Regions from separate parts of the Homo sapiens genome. Here region 1 is linked to region 2. The links are chromatin contacts, found by Hi-C or POLR2A ChIA-PET in ENCODE. All regions are on one chromosome and are shown on one strand. Each heading gives the region's core, a stretch centred on a gene start or an enhancer-like site at or near the end of the contact. The rest is flanking DNA. Distances are from core to core; before and after follow the strand shown.

Evidence for each region. Hi-C counts contacts between places; a loop is a spot of excess contacts on that map. ChIA-PET counts read pairs that join two places held with the same protein, here RNA polymerase II (POLR2A). Pooled maps may share reads with other maps.
Region 1: a map of Calu3 shows a loop between it and region 2 (5-fold over the local background). The contact joins two enhancer-like sites. A Hi-C loop is called at or near these places in 2 of 168 maps with a recorded cell type or tissue (Caco-2 and Calu3) and 1 of 50 pooled maps. POLR2A ChIA-PET finds 5 or more read pairs at or near these places in 1 of 52 experiments (GM12878).

Annotation. Positions count from the first base shown.
Region 1 is chr1:197,993,171-197,997,861 of GRCh38, reverse strand. No RefSeq gene overlaps it. Among named protein-coding and RNA genes, the nearest start is that of LHX9, 78 kb to the right of the region's middle. Within about 2 kb of position 2,226, at least 2 of the 41 ENCODE cell types and tissues checked have a DNase peak (open chromatin) inside an H3K27ac peak, as active enhancers do.
Region 2 is chr1:197,952,531-197,957,070 of GRCh38, reverse strand. No RefSeq gene overlaps it. Among named protein-coding and RNA genes, the nearest start is that of LHX9, 37 kb to the right of the region's middle. Within about 2 kb of position 1,795, at least 2 of the 41 ENCODE cell types and tissues checked have a DNase peak (open chromatin) inside an H3K27ac peak, as active enhancers do.

The sequences.
Region 1 (4,691 bases), core at 977-3,476, 40 kb before region 2:
ATCTAAAAAGTATTTCTTACTACTAGGAGAAAAAAATAAAATCAGCATTTGAGGAGCTTAAATGAAATAGACCAGAGTTTAATAGACCAGACTCAATGCAAGGCGTGCTTACCCTTTCCTTCTTGCCCCATCTATGCCAGGGAGCCTGAGCAGGTTCACAAGGTGCCTCAGAGCAGTGAATTGTTTCTCTGGGAAGAGTCTTGGACTTAGCAGTCTCAAATGAATCCCAGGGGCCTACAAGACTGTCAAATGGCAAATGTCACCAACCTTCTCACCCTCAGAATTCCTGCAAGTCCCACCCCCTTTAAAACCTACCTCATCCCTTCAGGATTTTGCTTTTTCTAGATTATGAAAGTGAATTTTAAACAAATAACCATGAATATTAATGAGCTATTTTCTGATATAACATAAAATTATACTAACATCTTTAGACAGTAGACTGGTGGAAAAATAATTTGGTCTTGGAGAGAGAGGGCCAGAGTTTTAATACTCTGTCAACCACTCTCCAACTGAGAGGTTTTTAATGGGCAGACAATTTCATGTGTCTGAATTTCTTCTTATCTATGAAATGAAAGTAATAATGTATGAGCTCACAGCATAACAAGAAAGACTAAATAAATTTGCACTAAATACATTGGTTAACTGTGAAGTACTAAGCAATGCAAGCTATTAACAATGATAACCAAAGAAGAATGAAAGTTAATGGGGGAAATTTTGGGTTCTCTACAAGTATGAGATAAAAAATATTTTTCTAAATAGATAAATTGTACCACTATCTAATCCTTTATATGAATTATATCAGTAATACATGCATATTTTTTAAATCCCCAGTTAAGGCATAGTGTCTGCAGATTCTAAAATTTTCACTGGTGAATACTCCTGCATTCTCTGTATTACTGATTTATAGGGTGGTTGTTGTTTTCTCATCTGATATATGTGGACCGGGGAGCTTAGATGAAGCTTATTCTTCATCAAAATGAAACTTTATAATTTACATTACTAGTCATGAATAGATAATAAATATTGGCTGTAACACTAACATTTGGGAGGCTGTGGTGGGAGGGTTACTTGAGGCCAGGAGTTCAACAGCAGCCTGAGCAACATAGTAAGACCCATCTCTACAGACAACAAAACAGAACAATTACCTGGGTGTGGTTACCTGACCCTATAGCTACTCAGAAGGCTACTCAGGAGGCTGTGGGGAGAGAATCCCTTGAGCCCAGGAGTTCAAGGCTGCAGTGAGTTAGGATTGTCACTGCATTCCAATTTGAATGACAAAGTGAGACCCTGTCTTTAAACAACAACCAAAACGATAATGAAAAATCGGCCAGGCATGGTGGCTCATGCCTGTAATCCCAGCACTTTGGGAGGCCAAGGCTGGCAGGTCACTTGAGGCCAGGAGTTTGAGACCAGCCTGGCCAACATGGCGAAACCCTGTCTCTACTAAAAATACAAAGATTAGCCAGGTATTGTGATGCAGCGTGCAATCCCAGCTACTCTGGAGACTGAGGCAGGAACATCACCTGAACGCAGGGGGCAGAGGTTGCAGTGAGCCAAGATCCCACCACTGCACCCCAGCCTGGGTGACAGAGTAAGACTATGTCTCCAAAAAAAAGATATTAAAAACCCACAGCAAGATTTGAAAAAAATAAGTATCTCAACTCAAAATGGAACAAATACAGTAGTCCCTCTTATCCCCAGCTTCAGATACTTATTGTAAACCACAATCTAAAAATATTAAATAGAAGATTCTAGAAATAAACAATTCATAAGTTTTTAGTTGTGCACTGTTCTGGGTAGTGTGATGAAATATCAAGCCCTCATGCTCCATCCTGTCCAGTAAGTGAATCCTCCATTTGTTCAATATGTCCACACTGTATGCACTACCTACTTAATATGGTTTGGCTGTGCCCTCACCCAAATCTCAACTTGAATTGTATTTCCCAGAATTCCCATGTTTAGTGGGAGGGACCTAGAAGGAGCTAATTGAATAATGGGCGTTGGTCTTTCCCCTGCTATTCTCGTGATAGTGAATAAGTCTCACGATATCTGATGGGTTTATCAGGGGTTTCTGCTTTTCTTCTTCCTCATTTTCTCTCGCTGCCGCATGTAAGAAGTGCCTTTCACCTCCTACCATGATTCTGAGGCCTTCCCAGCCATGTGGAACTGTAAGTCCAACTAAACCTCTTTTGTTCCAGTTTCAGGTATGTCTTTATCAGCAGTGTGAAACAAACTAATACACTGCTTGTTAGTCACTTAATAGTCATGTAGGCTATCAGGTAAAAAAACAAACAAACTCTAAGCATACATACAGTTCAGTACTATCTGTGGTTTCAGGCATCCACGGAGGGTCTTGGAACATATATTCTGAAGACAATGGGGCACTATGGTACTCTCAAAATAGCTGTCTGGAATTGTTGCACAATTTAGCATTTGCTTACCAAAATTTTTTAAGCCTGCCTCCTGGGTCCTATCTCTTGCCCTGAAAGGCATCAGAGACTGCTTTGAAGGCAACCTCTTGGGAAATCACAATCTTGATTTTCCTCTGGTTAATAAGTACTCAGGTTACCTAAGTAAACTGCTCTTGCTCATTGTTGCTACTGGTTTCATCTTCACCTTGGCTCTCCACTCCGAGTATTGCAACAGCCTTCTAACAAGTATCCTCGCTTCCACTCTTCTCACGCAACACTTCGTCTTCAACACTGCAGCCAGGATAACCTTTTTAAAACATAAATCTGATAACATCTCTCCCCTGCTTAGAACTCACTTCAGTGACTTCCTGATGCAACAAGGTGGTAAAGCGAAACTCCTTTTCCCAGGTTACAAATTCAACCGTGATCTGGATACTGCCTGCCTCAGATATCAATTACTTATTACACTGTTTCCCTTGCCCAATCTGCTCCACCGTGCCAGCCTTCATGCTGACCCAGATACAATAATCTCAATCAAATCTATGCCTTACATTTGCTTGCCACTCTCCTGAAATGTCCTCAGCTAACCGGATCTTTAGCAACATTTCTTTTCTCAAATGCCATCTCTTTAGAGGGGACTCCCTGACCACCTACTAAAGTAGCTCCCGGACCCCACTTCCCAATTGCACTCTATCTCACTACCCTGTTTTGTTGTTGTCTTCTTAATACTTCCCACTATGTATTTTTAAAAAATTAATAATTTATTCATATGTTTACATTCTATCTCCTCATACCAGAACATCCACCTGCTTGTCTAGTTCATTGTATCCCCAGCACTAGAACAATGCCTGGCATAGACTAAGTGCTCCACAAATACTTAAGGGATATAAATACCACTCATGTACATAAAACTCCCAAACACTCCTGGGAGTCATAAAGACAAATTTGAATATCTGGTGTACGATAATTAATCTTATATGTCAACTTGGCTGGGCCATGGGATGCCCAGATATCTAATTAAGCATTATTGCTGAGTGTGACTGTGAGGGTGTTTCTGAAAGAGATTAGCTTTTGAACTAGTAGACTGAGTAAAGCAGATGGCACTCCCTAATACGGGTGGGCATCACACGATCCATTGAGGTCTTGTATAGAACAAAAGGGCAGAGGGAGATTAAATACACTTCCTCTGTCTCCTCCCCTAGGCATTCCTGGTTCTCAGTGCCTCAGATGGAAATGGAATCTACACCGTTGGCCTTCCTAAGTCTCCAGCTTGCAAATGGCAGATTAAGTACATTCTCAGCCTTCATAATCATGTGGACCAATATATTCTTATAAGTATCTTTTATATATATATAAAAAAGATATATATAAAGATATATTTTATTATATTCTTATATATATTTTATATATTCATTTTATATATCTTTTATATATAATATATATCTTTTATATATAAAACATATATACACATAAATGTGTGTATATATATCTTTTTTATATATTATATATTATATATAATATGTATATTATTTATTATTACATATTCTATATGTAATTATACATGTATATTATATATGTAATTATTACATATTATATAAAATATGTATATATAATATGTATATTATATATTATATATAGATACATATATAAAAGACAAATGTATCTTTATACACATATATAATATGTATAAAAGATATATATACACGTATTATATATAATATATAATATATAAAAGATATATGTAATATAATATATAAAAGATATATATTATATGATATATAAAATATAAAAGATATATCTTATATATAATATATAAAAGATATATATAATATATAAAAGATATATCTTATAATATATAAAAGATATATCTCATATGACATGTTATATATGATATATAAAAGATATATCTACACACACATATTATATAGATATAGATATCTATATCTATATCTATTGGTTCTGTTTCCCTGGAACTTTAATACATGGAGAAACATAACATGTTTCCTCACTAGAGGGCTTAATATTATAAAGATGTTGCTTCTCCCCAAATTCAGCTATTAAATTACCTCAACTGCAGTTCCAATTTCAATCAACAAAATGATTCTAAATTATACTTAAAAATAAATGTTTGGGAAAAATAAATATGCTAAGTAATAAAAATATTTTTAAAACAAAACAGAAAAAGTAAAGACACAGTAGGCAATAGGGGGTCTTTCTTACCAGAGAATAAAACACAGGTTTAAAGCACTAGGGATGGAAAAGACAGGTCAGTTGAAGAGA
Region 2 (4,540 bases), core at 546-3,045:
AAATTAGAAGCAAATAGAAGACAGCTAATAGAGATCAGATATGGCAGACTGTATTGGTCAGCTCAGGCCGCCATAACAAAATACATGATTGTTGACTTCAACAACAAAAATCTATTTCTCACAATACTGGAAGCTAGAAGTTCAAGATCAAGGGTCTGGCCAATTTGGTTTCAGATGAAGACTCTCTTCCTGGCTTCTAGACAGCCACCTTCTTTCCATGTCCTTATAAGACCTTTCCTTGGTGAATACCTAGAGAGAGAAAGAAAACCAGCTCTCTGGTGTCTTGTCTTAGACTTCAACCCCAGGGACCTACCCTTATGAACTTATTTGATTTTAATTACTTCATTAGAGACCCCATCTCCAAATACAGCCACACTGGGAGTTAGGACTTCAACATATGAATTGCGGGGGACACAACATTCAGTCTATAACATGACCTGGTTGAGGCTGAGCATAAAGTAAGCCAACTTGTATTTTTCTTCATGAGTATAGCATATATAGGATTCAATTCCTAGAATATCCTTCTGTTTGTCCTCACACATGATATTGTTTGATGGTATATGATTATGCTTTTCTTTCCTGATATAATTATTATAAGTTTGTTTAAGATGCACAAATCTGTCACATTATCTCATCCACAAAAACAAAATAAAAGCATTACTTTAGTACTGACTTTTAAGGTTCTACTCATTATCTGATTCCCTAGTAATTAACAAATGGTCCAGAATTTACAAGTGCTTTCCTTAATTTGTTAATCTATCTATGTACAAGTATTTGCTATGCTCAAGTACAGGTACAGGCCCCAAAAACCACAAAAGAGGCACCTGGTGCTGTCCCCAGATGGAAGGAGCCTACAATCTTAGGGGAAAATATTTACACAGAGCACACAGCACTCAAATAGTGAAATACATGATAGAGTGACATGACAAGGTGCCACAGACAATACATGCTGTAGAATATCAGAAGTTTTCTGTGCACTTTGAACTAAATAAAGCCTCTTGGTGGCATTTCTACATATGAAAATAGTGTTGGTTCATCCCAGTGAACTTTAGTCATATGTGACATGAATTTCAAAAGTGAACACATTGAAAGCCAATGTGTCCTGATCAGGAGAAGAGAAACACCCCACAGCTCTGCTTTCTGATAGCCAGGGAGGAAAGGATATCTTCTCTTCTGACACTGGTCAGATTTAAGGGAGAGGAGGAAAAGTCGAGATACTGGTAGAAATGTTTGCCTTTGAGTGTAGGCTCATTGCTTTTTAAAATCAAGACCCACGTGGCAGTCACCAGAAGGAATTTACACATAAGACAAACTGTTATCCTGAGGAGTACATGCGTGGGTGGAAGAGAATTTCTTCTTAAATATTGTTTTCACACTGGTGAATGGATGATGAAGTGTTTGCAGTCTTTCGGGGGAAAAAATGTTGTCTCCTACCTAACTTACTGGAATGAGCACAAAAAATTTGGCAAATTTCCTGGCAGAATGTTACTGTGTAACCAGTAGGAGAATGTGAAATATAATATGCCTAAAATTATCTAATCACATTTTTTAAAAGCCCTAGACTTATTTTAGTTCAATTTTGTAAAATTTAATTCTATATCTATGGAGTATTCATTACACAAATGAATGGATACAAAATATTTTGATAGTTTGTTATATTGAAAAATATTGTTTATAAAGAGATATATTCTAAAACAAAGAGTTTTCCCTGCTTAGAAAATCAAGGGCTGCGTTTCTGTGTATTTCCTGGTTGTTAATGAATATTGATGGCAACTGGACTGTGCCAGGTTTGACACTCTGTCACCTGGTGTGAGTACAAGGGAAAGTCAGTCACTTTCAAGGCACAGTACTTCCCTATAACAAGTCCTTGTACTTTGAACAGTGCACGTTCTATAGCAGCTCTGAGTATTTTGCAATTTATCTCTGAAAAGGATTTGATGCAACGATAGCTGTAGAATCTTCTCAGACAATAGCGATGTTTTCAGCACCTTGCCTTAAAAAGTAGAATCTTAATGGGCTATGATAACTTGTTCCAGGGCCTGGTTTTTATCACACAAAAACCAAGCATTACAAAAATTTTGACACTCTTTGTCCTGCTATTTGGCTTTGTCAACATCATACAAGAGACTGTAGTGATAGAAATGGTGTAATCCCCTGATGGTTTCTTCCTGCCTGCTGCACAAGTAAAGACCACAGCATTGAAGTAAAGGAAGAGTTTAATTGACAGAAGACCAATCATGTCATGCCAGAGACAGAGTTATTACTCAAATTAATCTCCTTAAAGGCTCACAGGTTAGGTTTTTTTTTTTTTTAATTAGTTAGGGGGAAGGAGTGGGGGTGGCTGTGCAATGTGTGCTTAACTGCTGATTGGTTGGGGAGAACATGAAGTCATAGGGGGTTGAAGCTGTCCTCTTGCATTGAGTTGCTTCTGGGTGGGGCCACAGAAGAGTCATTGGTCAATGGGTCCAGGTAGAGCCATGGGTGTGAGACATGCAAAAAACCTGAAAAGATACCTCAAAAGGCCAATCTACATAGTGAGGTTATATGCAAAGGTAACTGACAAGTTGCGTATCTTGTAACCAGTCTACACCTTAGCAGAATTCAGATTCCTCTCCTCCCCATAGCCTGGTGGTCTTTCATTAGCTTACAAAGTTGAGTTTTGAGGAAGGGCTATTATCATTTAAACTATAACCTAAATGTCTCTCAAAGTTAGCTAGGCCCAAAAGCCCAGGAATAATTGAGGAAAAGGCAAGATGGAGGTTGGGTTAGACCAGATCTCCCCACTGCCATAATTTTCTCACTGATACAATCTTTGCAAAGGCAGTTTCAGTGGAGCACATATTAGTTTGGAATATGTGCTTCTGTACAGGAGGTGGCTTTGGTATTTCCCAGAACCATTGTTTCTTTATAAATAAGACAGATAACAGATAAGAAACAAAAAATCAATATAGATATAATTTCATCACCCCCCTCCAAGACAAACAAAAAAATGTTACTAGCCCACCTCTTCTTATACTATTGCTCTCATGCTCAAACCTTTCCTTTTTTCTCTCCACTTTCCACCTAAATTTACATTCTTCCTTTGCATGAATCCCAGGTTCCAGGTGAATGAACTTATTCTCTTTATCTCCAGGCACATTGTTTGATTCCTCTCCTTTGTACTATTGCTCTGTTAAAGCAAACTAAGTATGGCCCAAGAAGTTCTCTGAACTTCTATATTTGAGTCCTTGTGGAGGAACCGCAACCTAGCTTAATAGGTTGACAGACTGAAAACCTAACTCAGGAGTATGCACCTGTAACAATGGCTAAGTATTGGCCAATCTCAGTGGCCATACTTCAACCATTCATCACTGCTGAGTGTTCAAACTGTGTCCAAATAAGGCAAACACCAATCTGTAGCTAATCCAGCCGTTCTGTACCTCACTTCCGATTTCTGTACGTCATTTCCCTTTTTTTGTCTATAAATCTTCTTCCACCACGTGGCTGCGCTGGAGTCTCTGTGAATCTGCTGTGATTCTAGGGGTTGCCTGATTCACAAATCATTCATTGCTCAATTAAACTCCTTTACATTTAATTTGGCTGAAGTTTTTATTTTATCAGCTCTAACTGTCCCTTTTTCATGTATTTATTCATCCTACTCCACCCTGAGAATTCAACCCCTCAATTCTTCTTAAATTTCCTTTAAGACTCACTTTATATCTTATGAACTAGTTGTATGATCATTTCAATCTGAAATGATCTTTGTTTTCCATAAACACCAATAATAATTATTGGCCATAAAATTGATATAGCCATCAATTACGTGCATCAACAAGAGGCAAGATCATGTAATGTCTTTTCTATTTCTGGCTGCCACAATTTTTAAATACTGTATTTTTTACGAAATTTCTCCTATTTACTATTTGACCCTGTAACTGCTCAACAGGTTCAATTTGCCCACTGCCTAGACAGAGCCGGTTTATCAACACAGGGGAATTGCAATAGCGAAAGCATTTAATTCACACAAAACTGGCTGTACAGGAGAACGGAGTTTTATTATTACTCAAATCAGTCTCCCCACGTATTTGGGGATCAGAGTTTTTAAGGATAATTTGGTGGGTGGGAGGCCAGTGAGTAGGGAGTGTGGATTGGTTGGGTTGAAGATGAATCATAAGGAGTTGAAGCTGTCCTCTTGTGCTGTGTCCTCTTGTGGGGCCACAAGACCAGATGCACCAGTTTATTTATCTGGATGATGCCGGCTGATCCATTAAGTGCAGGGTCTGCAGAATATCTCAAGCACTGATCTTAGGTTTTACAATAGTGAGGTTATCCTGAGGAGTAATTTAGGGAGAGTCAGAATCTTGTAGCCTCCAGCTGCATGACTCCTAAACCATAATATCTAATTTTGTGGCTAATTTTTTAGTCCTGCAAAGGCAGTCTAGTCTCCAGGTAGAAAGGGGTTTTATTTTGACAAAGGGCTGTTATTGTCTTTGTTTCAAAGTTAAACTATAAACTAAGTTCCTCCCAAAGTTAGTTGGGCCTATGCCCAGGAATGAACAAG